Regions from separate parts of the Mus musculus genome. Here all the other regions are linked to region 3. A link is a contact called in ENCODE POLR2A ChIA-PET data. All regions are on one chromosome and are shown on one strand. Each heading gives the region's core, a stretch centred on a gene start or an enhancer-like site at or near the end of the contact. The rest is flanking DNA. Distances are from core to core; before and after follow the strand shown. Region 1 holds the start of Myl6 (myosin, light polypeptide 6, alkali, smooth muscle and non-muscle). Region 2 holds the start of Zc3h10 (zinc finger CCCH type containing 10). Region 3 holds the start of Pan2 (PAN2 poly(A) specific ribonuclease subunit). Region 4 holds the start of Esyt1 (extended synaptotagmin-like protein 1).

The links. ChIA-PET counts read pairs that join two places held with the same protein, here RNA polymerase II (POLR2A).
Region 1: POLR2A ChIA-PET joins it to region 3 with 17 read pairs in Patski. The contact joins the promoter of Myl6 here to the promoter of Pan2 in region 3. POLR2A ChIA-PET finds 5 or more read pairs at or near these places in 3 of 5 experiments (Patski and embryonic stem cell).
Region 2: POLR2A ChIA-PET joins it to region 3 with 12 read pairs in embryonic stem cell. The contact joins the promoter of Zc3h10 here to the promoter of Pan2 in region 3. POLR2A ChIA-PET finds 5 or more read pairs at or near these places in 4 of 5 experiments (Patski and embryonic stem cell).
Region 4: POLR2A ChIA-PET joins it to region 3 with 20 read pairs in embryonic stem cell. The contact joins the promoter of Esyt1 here to the promoter of Pan2 in region 3. POLR2A ChIA-PET finds 5 or more read pairs at or near these places in 4 of 5 experiments (Patski and embryonic stem cell).

What each region holds. Positions count from the first base shown.
Region 1 is chr10:128,492,579-128,495,278 of GRCm38, forward strand. It overlaps Myl6 (myosin, light polypeptide 6, alkali, smooth muscle and non-muscle), which reads right to left and starts at 1,308. Exons shown (of 7, transcript NM_001317218.1): 1 at 1,231-1,308; 2 at 961-988; 3 at 24-167. The coding sequence starts at 1,233. Myl6b (myosin, light polypeptide 6B) reads right to left here. Exons shown (of 7, transcript NM_172259.1): 5 at 2,476-2,649; 6 at 2,012-2,089; 7 at 1,579-1,905. The coding sequence ends at 1,877.
Region 2 is chr10:128,546,398-128,549,097 of GRCm38, forward strand. Zc3h10 (zinc finger CCCH type containing 10) reads right to left here and starts at 1,349. Exons shown (of 3, transcript NM_134003.2): 1 at 1,297-1,349; 2 at 431-494. Rpl41 (ribosomal protein L41) reads right to left here. Exons shown (of 4, transcript NM_018860.4): 1 at 2,691-2,700; 2 at 2,552-2,576; 3 at 2,261-2,283; 4 at 1,713-2,032. The coding sequence starts at 2,563. The coding sequence ends at 1,990.
Region 3 is chr10:128,301,953-128,304,652 of GRCm38, forward strand. It overlaps Pan2 (PAN2 poly(A) specific ribonuclease subunit), which reads left to right and starts at 1,383. Exons shown (of 26, transcript NM_133992.3): 1 at 1,383-1,519; 2 at 2,143-2,541. The coding sequence starts at 2,260.
Region 4 is chr10:128,524,525-128,527,224 of GRCm38, forward strand. Esyt1 (extended synaptotagmin-like protein 1) reads right to left here and starts at 1,335. Exons shown (of 31, transcript NM_011843.2): 1 at 940-1,335. The coding sequence starts at 1,299.

The DNA of each region.
Region 1 (2,700 bases), core at 58-2,557, 190 kb after region 3:
CACTACATTCTTGAAATGCTCACCATCACTCTTGGGGTTCCCTAGGACCTTGAGCACCTCGGCGTTGGTAGGGTTCTGGCCCAGGGCCCGCATCACATCCCCACACTGGCTGTACAGGATCTTGCCATCACCTGTTCGGTCAAACAGCTGGAAAGCCTCCTTGAATTCTGAGGATTCAGAAGAACGGCAGCACCAGGGATTAGCCCCGTGCTTGCTGCACAGCTCTGCTGCCAATTCAACTTAAGTCATGCTGCAGAAACCAGATATCTTGTCCTCCTCTATACACAAGACTACTCCTAGGGATCTATTTCTATCAACTCAAATGCCCCACATAAAGACAGGCAACCTTCTTTCCCTTACCTTAAGGTGGTAGCCATCTGTTTACACACCCCCTGAGCTGCGGCAGGCTAGGCTCTCCACCACTACTATACAACTCCGCAGGAATCTGCCACCGCCCAGGCTAGGTCCTGCCCATATAAGGAAGTAAGAGCCTGGACTCTAGCCTCCCACTCCCACCCTTCCCCTCCGGGAGACCTTCCAAGAGGTGAAGCCACATCCTTAGCAAACTCTCCAGTGCCCATCTTAACAAAATATCAAGGCACTGCCCTCTACAGTACTCAGAATCCAAGCTTAAGGAGGGGACAGTTATCAGAGGAGAGGCAAAAAAAGAAGCAGCAAACCACAAGCGTAATAGACCCGACACATAACAGGCACTAGTCAAATTGTTTCACACACCCACACCACCTAAAACTCACCCAGCGCTTGGGGCTCAGATCTGGAGTGGAAGGGGAAGGAAGAAAGAATGAGAAAAGAAAATGGAGGATCTAGAGCAGAAGGAAATCCACGGGGCACTCTCCTGGGAGCGCTGGAGGTGACAGGTTGGGATCAGAAGATAGATGCTAAAGGAAGGGGGTCCCTCTCGGTAAGGATGACCTGAGCTGCGGGTCAGAGACTGCCTACCTGCGGTCTGGTCCTCGGTGAAGTCACACTGCTCGGAGAAGAAGGGATTGGTCAGTTACCTGAGGTCCAACCCCGCAAGCTTCTATCCCGGCTTTACAAACTCCTGTTTGAAGCCGAGGATTCGCTTCCCAGGGCAAAGCCCTAGACATTCCAATCCCACAGCCAACCTTCCAAAACCTGGGCGTGCCCACGTCCACTGCTTTCTCTACTCCCACCCGCGGTCCTCTCCTTGCCCCAAATCCCCCTGATCTCCCGATTCCCAGGGCCCACCATCTTGGCTGCTGAGCTCTGCTGGACCTTTTCCGGCAGTAATGGCTCCGACGCCCTACCCAACCCCAGCCTTAGTACGTCCCATGGCGCATGACGTCACCCTCCGCCGTTTCATCCAATAGGCACGCTAGTCTGGGCTCATGCAGATGACATCACTACATTATTAATGAGGTGGGGGGGGGGCGCCCTACCTCGGCTCAGGAATCTAGCAGGGGGGCCTGGGTTGGGACTCTCGGAAACCTTTCTTCCGAGCTGCACCAAGAGCAGAGGATTTGGGCTTTTGCAGAAGAGAGGACTACCCGCTCCCGTCCTTCCTCTTTCTCAAAAGAAAACTGTCGGAAACCGAAGCAGGAACCATGTTTTTATTTCAAAACTGTAAGTGCCCCCTAGTGGCAGGAACGCGCTTCTGGCCGCACAGGAGGTGGGGCAAGTTTCCGTCGCTGCAGGTTCTACGTGGGGTGGGAGTCGGGGCTGGGGTGGGGTGGGGGTGGGAGGGGGTGGGGGGTGGGGAAGGAAATAGTCCAGCCCTGGCGGCTGCGCTACGGACGGGCGCGGAGACGCACTGCCTGCGCTTCTATCTGGTGGATCGAGGACCCTTGCCTCTCAAGCGGATACCAGGGGCTGGCTGGAGGGCCACCTGCGGAGCTCAGAGGCTTAGGATATGCTTCAGGAAGGCTGCACGAAAGGAGACGAGAGGACTTGAGAAACTGACCTTCGGGTAACTGAGGGTACTCCCACCCCCCTCAAGTCTCCTTACTCCCTGGCCATCCTGCCCCCTCACCCTCATAGTTGATGCAGCCGTTGCTGTCCTCGTGGCCTGCCAGAACAGTCTCTACCTCTTCCTCAGTCATCTTCTCTCCTGAACCCAAAAACAGTTAGAGTCCCCCGCCTTCCCTGCCTCACCAGCCCAAGACATTCTCAGGGTGGTTCATCCTCCCACCCTTGCCCTTTTTCATATCAACGGTGCCTTGGAGCAGGTGAAAGCTTTGACTTGACAGCGAAACAAGCTGCCGGGGTTGAGACTTGCATGGAATCAACACAATTGTGGCTTGCAAAGGGGGACATTGCATTCCCTGCCCTTGGCTCATAGCTGGACACTTTAGCCTCTAGGTGATCTGTCTCCACAATGCTGGCCCTCTTGAGTCTCCTGCCCATAACTGCAGGACCATAAACCCATTCTAGGCTCTACTTAGCTCTTCCAGGACCCCCCACTTCTCCACCCCACAGCTCTGGGCCCTGCCTCACCGAGAGTGGTAAGAACATGTCTGAGCTCTGCACCCATGACCTTGCCGTTGCCCTCTTTGTCAAACACACGAAGCCCCTCTAGGTAGTCCTCATATGTGCCTTGGTCCCGGTTCTTGGCCACTGCCTGCAGCATGGGCAGGAACGTCTCAAAGTCTACACGTCGGGACTTCAGCTCTGGCAATTAGATAGAGATGAGAGAGATCAACTGAGGTGTGGGATCCAGTG
Region 2 (2,700 bases), core at 99-2,598, 240 kb after region 3:
CCTAATTCTAGCCCTCCCTTCTCTCTAACCCTGGGAGTCTAAGACTGGGAGTCCCTGCTACCACGTGTCTAATCTTTTAAATGTTCCCTGAGTAGGACTCAGGCTCCCCCTACTGTTCAAATAAGAGAAGTTCCTAGTTTCCGTTTGGGAATAAAGATACCTTTCTTGATTTCCCGTTTCCTTGACTTCCTTGACTTTGCTAGAATAACTAACCAGATTAGAAGTCAGAGATGCACAGGAATACACAAGATGGGAAAAGGAGCCCCAGAATATAAGAAACAACTGGTAAGAAACAAGCCCTTAAAAGATCATAAATGACGATCAGGTGAAGACTAAATGCCTTCAAAGCCTGACCAATGTTTCAAGTCCCACTAGAAGCAGATAACTGGATATGATAGCCTTCCTCACCCCAATATCCCAGAATTAATACCTGAGGTAGCTCAGGTGAAGTCCGGGGCTCCCGTGAGTCTCCACCTCCACATCACTGCTGGGTTCTGAACAAGAAACAAAAAAACAAAAAACGGAGATTTGAGTAGAACAAGGGAAAAACGTGAAAGGGATATGATGTGGTTTTCATACACTGGAATGAATTCTGACAAAAAGCTAAGAGCTTTGTGGCTTTTAGGCTCCCTTAAGAGGTCAAAGTGAACGTCACCTATCACAAGGAGAAGTCCCTATTAAGAAGGATAAGGGCTAGAACCGACCAATAAAAATTGGGAAGCTGAACTAAAAAACAAAACAGTTCCTGGTGAGGAAGGTTAGCGGAGCTTTACCTCAAGATGAGAAGGATATGGGGTTCAGAATCCGATCTAGGGTTGGAGTTCGGAACGCCAGCCAAACCTGAAAGCTGGACAAGGGCAACAACTGACTAGTGTCAGTGGGAAGGCGAGACTAGACTCGGGGGCGGTGATTACGACCATCCCCCAACACCCTAGAGTTCACGAAAAGTCCTACGAGTTTCCCTGGAAGTCTTCTGGCTTGGCCGGCTCCGCGATGCGGTGCCAGCACTCAGCGGTGGACCAGGTGACTGGGACACTGAGGAAGTGAAAGGGGAGGGGGGCTCGGGGTGACATCAGGCGGAGGGATGGGCAGGGCTGTGACGTCACGGGGCTGGCGTTTGCTTGGGAAGCGAGGTCAGTGAGAAAAGGGGCTCTGTCCTGGGTAACGAGGAAGAGCCAGGTCGGTTCCGGGGGGTTTGGGGGAGGCTCGTGTGGCCGGGCAGAACCCAGTCGCTGGGCCATCCCCGACTCCTCCCCTCCGGGCGCGGCCTCCACCTAAGTCTCCCGCCTCCCTCACCTGCCGCCGCCGCCGTAGTTGCTGCTGCCGCCTGCCGGTCCTCTAGCTTCGACAAAGAGCCGCCCACCCTACGGTTCTTCCGCTTCCTGCGGAAGAAAGAGACGCTCTAGCTACCAGACCCGGAAACACACTCTATGGTCCAACTTGCGTGCTAGTAGGCGCAGGAAGCTCCCAACAAGCCTTGCGCATCACCATGGTAACAGGACTCCGCCGGACCCGGAACTCCGCTCAGCGTCAGGTTCTACGCAGTGGTACCCCCAAAACGTAGGAGTGGCGCTGTGAACGCACCAACTCTGTAACTTAACCTCGGGCGCACACTCAACCGGCTCCAGCCAGATCAAACACCCAAACTATGTCGCCTATACAGAAACACACTCGAGTCCCCACCCCAAGGAACCGCAAAAAAACACGTAACAGCAGTTTGATTCTTCAGCTGACTGCAAGAGGGTTTATTGTACACGAGCTACACTTGGCCACAAGAGAACAGAGCTAGTCCAGAGTGCCGGGGGTCCAGGGCAGAGGGACTGTTTTGGTTGTAAGAAAGGCGGTCATTTCTCCAGGCGATCGCGGCGAGGTGACGTTCCAGGTCTACTGAGACTCATTACCGATGGCAGCACACAGTCCGATAGCTTGTCCCGGCCCTCAGCATCCCTCACTTCTGCTCCTGCAGGCGTCGTAGGTGCACGGGCTGGCTTACTTGGACCTCTGCCTCATCTTTCTTCTCTTGCGCTTCAGCCTGGAATGGAAGGCACACAAACCTGAGTTTTTTTTTTTTCCTTTGCACATCTATCAATACGTACACTTAGTGCACGAGTACAAGAGACGATGAGATTAACAAGCACCAGCTCTGCTGTACTGGGCGGCGACTCCTGCTTCCTTCCCGCCAGATATTTTCTTCCAACCAAATATCCCACACCGAGCTTGCCCCCACTGCCCCAAGGTAGTCTTGAAAAATTAAACGTACCTGCGCATTCTCTTCTTCCGCCACTAAAAAAACCCGATCATGTGAGGAGACAAAAAAGAATGTTAGAGACAGGCTTGTGCAAGGCCATGAAACTGCTCAGAACACAGGGCTTGACAAAGGACACCGGTTCAGTTTTAGAGCCGAATCCCTCATTTTCCCACCCCATCTTTTCTTCAGCAAGAATTTTAAGCCTCTCCCTGACTGCGAACACCCGAGGCAAACCGTCTGGAAGCCCGCAGAGGAACCATGGCGGGGACTAGGTGCCCGATTCACCACCTAAGAGCCGCTCACCTTCGCTCTCATGGCGCAGGAGTCTCTAGAGAGAAAGAGGGAAAAATGCCGTTAGCCCGCTGTGATGATAGTGAATGTGGAGGTCGGATGTTAACGGATTGCACTGGAAACCCGAACGCCAGAAAACCCCGCGACTAACCAAGGAAGAT
Region 3 (2,700 bases), core at 133-2,632:
GAAATACATTTTTATTTGGATGAGGGGGGTGTTTTGAGACAGGGTCTCACTGTCTAACCTTGGTCGGCCTAGAATTCACTACGTAGACCAAGCTGTCCTCAAATTCACAGAAATCCATTCTGCCTCCTGAGTGGTGGGATTGCCATCCCACTTAGCCTGGTTTTTGTTTGTTTGAAACAGGGTCTCATGTAACCTGACTAGCCTGGGACTTGCTATATAGAAGAAGCTAACCTTGAACACTAATCCTCCTGCCTCAGGATTACTGCCATTACAAATATACCTCCACTATGCCTGGCCCAATAAATGCTTTAAAAGTTTTATTATTGGTGTTTATTATTGGTGAGAACTTTCTTCCACAGGCACCTGTTGAAAGGGATATTCACCATGTAGCCATAGCAAGCCTGGTCCTTACTATCTATGTAGCCTAGGCTGGCCTCGAATTTGTAAGGGATTCCTGCCTCTGCTTTAATAATGCAGGTATTGTAGGTATGGACCACTAGTGGCACAGGGCCTTTAAAAACAGAGATGACAGAGCTGAGTTTGGGCAACCTAAGACATCTCACAGCCTGGACCAATTCCAAAGCAGTTTAGTACACAGCCAGTACCCCCAAATATTTTAGACACGGTGACACACTCTCACAGGAGAGGGAGAGGCAGTAGGATCTCTTAGTTGGAGATTAATCAAGAACCCCTCAGAATAGCTACAGCTCAGTTGACTCAGTTTACTGTTTATCTCTCTCTTGGGGTCAATGTCCAGCTCCACGGTCTAGGGGAATTTTGACAGTCTAGGAGACTTGTTTCTTGGGAAAATTAGGGGACCTCTGGGGACGACACAAACATTGATGGGAATTTCAGATGGATGCCTCTAGAAATAGAGAAAAGGTGGCCACTTGGGCCACACTAGAAGTCAGGCTCCCGCTTCCTTTTTCTTCCCCACATCTAGAAGTCATAGGAAATGCCAGTGAGTTTCGGGGGTACAGGGTCAGAGGTATTGGAATGGCTCACAGGCACAGCAAGATGAAGGTCTATACGCCGGGAATGATGAAGGCCACGCTGGGAATACCCACCGGGCGAGTCCCAGTGCTTAGCCTCTGGCGCCCCTTTAGTCTAGTTCTTATTCAGGGAGCGTAAAAGCTTGGCTTCAAAGTCTAAAGTTAATTTTGCTTAACAAAGCCTGAGAGCGAAGGGATTACTTTTCGTAACACCAAATAGATCCGCGCCTGATTCAGTTTGTCCCCGGTGGCATTCCGTAACCTTGTTTTGGCGGAGGCTACGTCACTCTCCTTCTCAGGCGCTGCCTGTACCTGGCTTTTTCTGATTGGCTGGGATGAGCCCGTGGCCCCCGCTGATTGGAAGCGATGGCTGCCAATCCACCGTCCGTCTTGCTTGGGTTAGGTTGAGCTAGAGGCGGGGGAGTAGTAGGGAAACTGGAATTTCCCGCGGAGCTGACGGCGCTTTCTCTACCCCCTACTCGTTTGAATTCCACGCGCTCCAAAATATCCGCCATGGAGAAATCTTGGTAATGACCCATTCCCCGTAAGCATCCCAGGAACACGTCTTGACCTTTGCCCTAATCCTTCCCCTCCCGTCCCCTGCGCTGGGGGAGAATTCTGGGTAACCAGTTTCTCTGGTTCGCTCAAAGAATTCTGGGTAGCTATCCGTTTCCATTACTTCCCCCTTACCCCCGCCCCGTTTGTGGGTAACTGGCCGTTCTTGTTACCCACCCCCTGGAGAATGCTGGGTAACCACTGTAAAGGATTCTGGGAAACTGGCTTGTCTTGCCCCCTTCACCGCCCAGCCCCTTTGTCTCATGTCCAATTCTAAGAAACAAGCATTTCAGAGCTCTCCCCCGAACTCCAGCCCCTATCAAACCCGCTCCCTTCACCTTGTGGTTCAGGAGAAAGGGAAGTCAAGAGTTAGATCATTTGGTGGGCTGGCAGGGAACTTAGGAAGTTTAGAGGTGCAGAGTAAGGGACACTGTCATGCCACTCACAGTACAGCGTTGCCCTTGTCCTCTTCATGCATGCTTCCGTCTTTGCCTGGCAGTCTCATCCCCTCTGCCTACCTGATTGTCCTGTCCACATAGAAGATACTTCCAGTACCTAGGCCTATCCCTGACTGCGCTGCCTCTTTCCCTTGCAGGCCAGAATGTCCATTCTAGGTTCACTGGTGCTGTCCTCCTGAAGGCTGGGTCACTTGTCTGTAGGAAGCGTGGCAAGGGAGGGTGTGACTCCGGTCTGACCAGCGGCCACTATCGTCATGAACTTTGAGGGTCTGGATCCTGGACTGGCCGAATTTTCCCCAGCTATGCATTCTACCCTGGACCCAGTCCTGGATGCCCACCTGAATCCAAGTTTGCTACAGAATGTGGAGCTAGACCCAGAGGGAGTGGCCTTGGAGGCTCTTCCTGTCCAGGAGTCAGTGCACATAATGGAAGGTGTCTACTCTGAGTTGCACAGCGTGGTGGCTGAAGTGGGAGTGCCTGTGTCTGTCTCCCACTTTGATTTACATGAGGAGATGCTGTGGGTGGGGAGCCATGGGGTAAGAACTATACCCCTTTCTGAAGGCTGAAAGGGTGTATTAGAAATCTTTATCTGGTCTTTGCCCAAGGACAGCTCTTTGCAGGTAGTCAAAACTGAGTTGAACTGATGAGAGTTAGCTGGGTCTTTCAAACCAACAAGGGAGTGGAGAGATTAACTA
Region 4 (2,700 bases), core at 85-2,584, 220 kb after region 3:
GATAAAGAGTAGCAATAACAGTTGCTACTTAGGGCACATGAAACCGTTTCTTCTTCTTTTCTCTCCAGGGAATGGCAAGTGTGACTGGTGTCTGCCTCTCTCTACCTGTCACCTCTAAGTGAGAAGAGTAGGGAGGGTACCCCAAAGGGGTTGGTAACCCGCTCAGCTTAGCAAGGTCAGAGGGAGGCATCTTTTCAGCCCAGGAGACAGGGTATAGTAATGAGGGCCTGGGTCGGCTGAGCAAACGAGCGAGCGAAGGCTGCTCACAGTCCGGAAAAGGGTGGGGCCGCCCTGGGTACGAGTAAAAAGGAGCAGCGGGAACTACAGCTGCCGCACTACCCTCTTCCCAGAACCTCCTCCTCCCTTAGCCCAGCAGCCCGGCTGGCTTGAGGCTGGAAGGCGACCGCGATAGGTCATTTCCAGGTGCTGGGACTCAGCGGAACAATGCTTGCAGGGCTGGGTCTCAGCGGGTACCTAGAGACAAGGCAGGAAACGGAAAACCCTAATGCCCTGAAGTAGATAAAAAGCCTTGAAAGCGCTAGCAAAGGCGGGGGAACCTCTGAGCCATCGCGGGGTGGGGGGTGGAGGGATCCCCAGAGGCAGCGCGGCAAAGGCGCGAGTGGCACCAGAAGTCAGGAGGAGCGAGCATTCTACACGCTTGGCTGGGAGCGGCAGCTCAGATGTACTGCTGTAGTCCGAGGAGACGGAGGAAGAAGTCCCGATTCCGTGGAAGGATCCGCTCTGCGGCAAGGGTGGGCGGGGAGAGTGGGTGGCCGCGTCCAGGAGTGGTGCGTCCCAGCACACAAGCGCTAACGGGACGATGCAAAGTCTGGGGGCCCGCTGTCCTAGGTGGGGGAGCTGACTTTGTAGGGTGGGAGAGCCCCAAGTTGAGGGGCTAGGAAGAGCTATACTGCACCAAGGGCTGAAGTGGTAACTCACCCAGGCAGGTAGTTCCCGGTGGCTCATATAAAGCGTCTCTGCGGTGATCCGCTCCTCGTCATCCAGCAGCTGCCTCGCTGCCCTCAGGCTCCGTTCTTTCCCATCGCGGACCCGGCGCCAGCCCAAGTACAGGGCGAGGCCGAAAAGCACGAAACCTACGCTAAGACCCGCTGCCCCTGCCAGGTACACCGGCACCAGCACCAACAAGCGGCGCCCGAAGGAAGTCAGCACCGCCAGGGCCTCGCTCGCCGCACCTGGGCCGGCAGGTGGGACCCCGGAGCCCCCGTCCCGCGTGGAGTCCGTGGCAGGGGGCTGCCCTGACGGCTCGGGGCTGGCGCCCTCTTCAGGGGAGTGCTCCATGGGGCAGCTTCTGGGAGTGCCCGCCCGAGCAGCTGCAGGCAGCTCAGTGTCTGGTCCAGCTCCCCCCCAGTAATATATGGTGCTCCCCCCGGGACCTCAAGCCCCGCCCCGCCCCTGCCTGTTGGGGCAGCGCCGCGTAGACTTGGGAAGCTAGAGAGGACTTGGGATGGCAGGGCCTCCGTGATTGGACCAGAGGGTCAAGATGGGAGGGTTGGATGGCGGGAAAAGGGGGGGAAAGAAACCAAAAGACAGTATTTGACTGGTCACGGAGAGAACGGGGCGTAGCGTCCCACTTAAGAGGCGGGAGCAGCTGCTCCTCCCACGTGGGATTGGAGCGCCTGTGGAGTTACGTCATGCAGAGCCGCTACTCTAATTACTGAGTTCAGAGTGAGCTAGAGTTGAGGGTGTATCTCTCCACACGTTCAAATGGTTTGGCAGGGTTTGGTCTGAATCTTAAATATTCTTTGTCAACTTTCCCAGCGTTTGATACTCAGAGAACGTTCGTTTTTGCCTCTAAGAATATTCTTTGAGTTTTTACTGGCTGCCCTTGCGAAACGTTAGGGAAATTAGACCGATTTAGAACGAAAGTCTAGGATGACCGACCCTGTCTAGCGGCCCTGTCTGTGCTGTCCTCAGTCCCCCTATCTTGTCCGTGAAAAGGAACAAGTCAGCGACAGCTGGGGCGTGATGAACATTAGAGTTCTAATACTCCAGTCTTGAAGAAGTGGGGTGAGGGGAGGAGATCGGTAGATAAGTGAGATTTTGTTTCTTTTTAGAATCCAGAGTTAGTCATCTCTATCATAGAGGGCCGATTAAGATTATAGTCAGGGAGGGGCGGTGTTCAACGGCAGCAGTAATTATTACATTTTGCAATAGTTTCCTGATGCTGACCAAAATCAGGTCGGGGAGGAAAAGGTCTGTTTGACTTACACTTCCATATCATAGTCCATCATTGAAGGGAGTCCAGGCAGGAACTGAAACCGGGCTGGAACCTGGAGGCAAGAGCTGATGCAGAGGCCATGGGGGGCGGGGGACGGGGTGCTGCTCACTGGCTTGCTAAACCGGCTTTCTTTCTTTCTTTCTTTCTTTCTTTCTTTCTTTAAGATTTATTTATTATATGTAAGTACACTGTAGCTGTCTTCAGACACCCCAGAAGAGGGAGTCAGATCTTGTTACGGATGGTTGTGAGCCACCATGTGGTTGCTGGGATTTGAACTCCGGACCTTCGGAAGAGCAGTCGGGTGCTCTTACCCACTGAGCCATCTCACCAGCCCCCGGCTTTCTTATAGAACCTAGGACCAGCAGCCCAGGGATGGCCCCCGCCAACCATGGGCTGGGCCCTTCCCTATCAATTAAGGAAATGTTCTACATAGAGGTTTGCCTACAGATCTTATGGAGGCT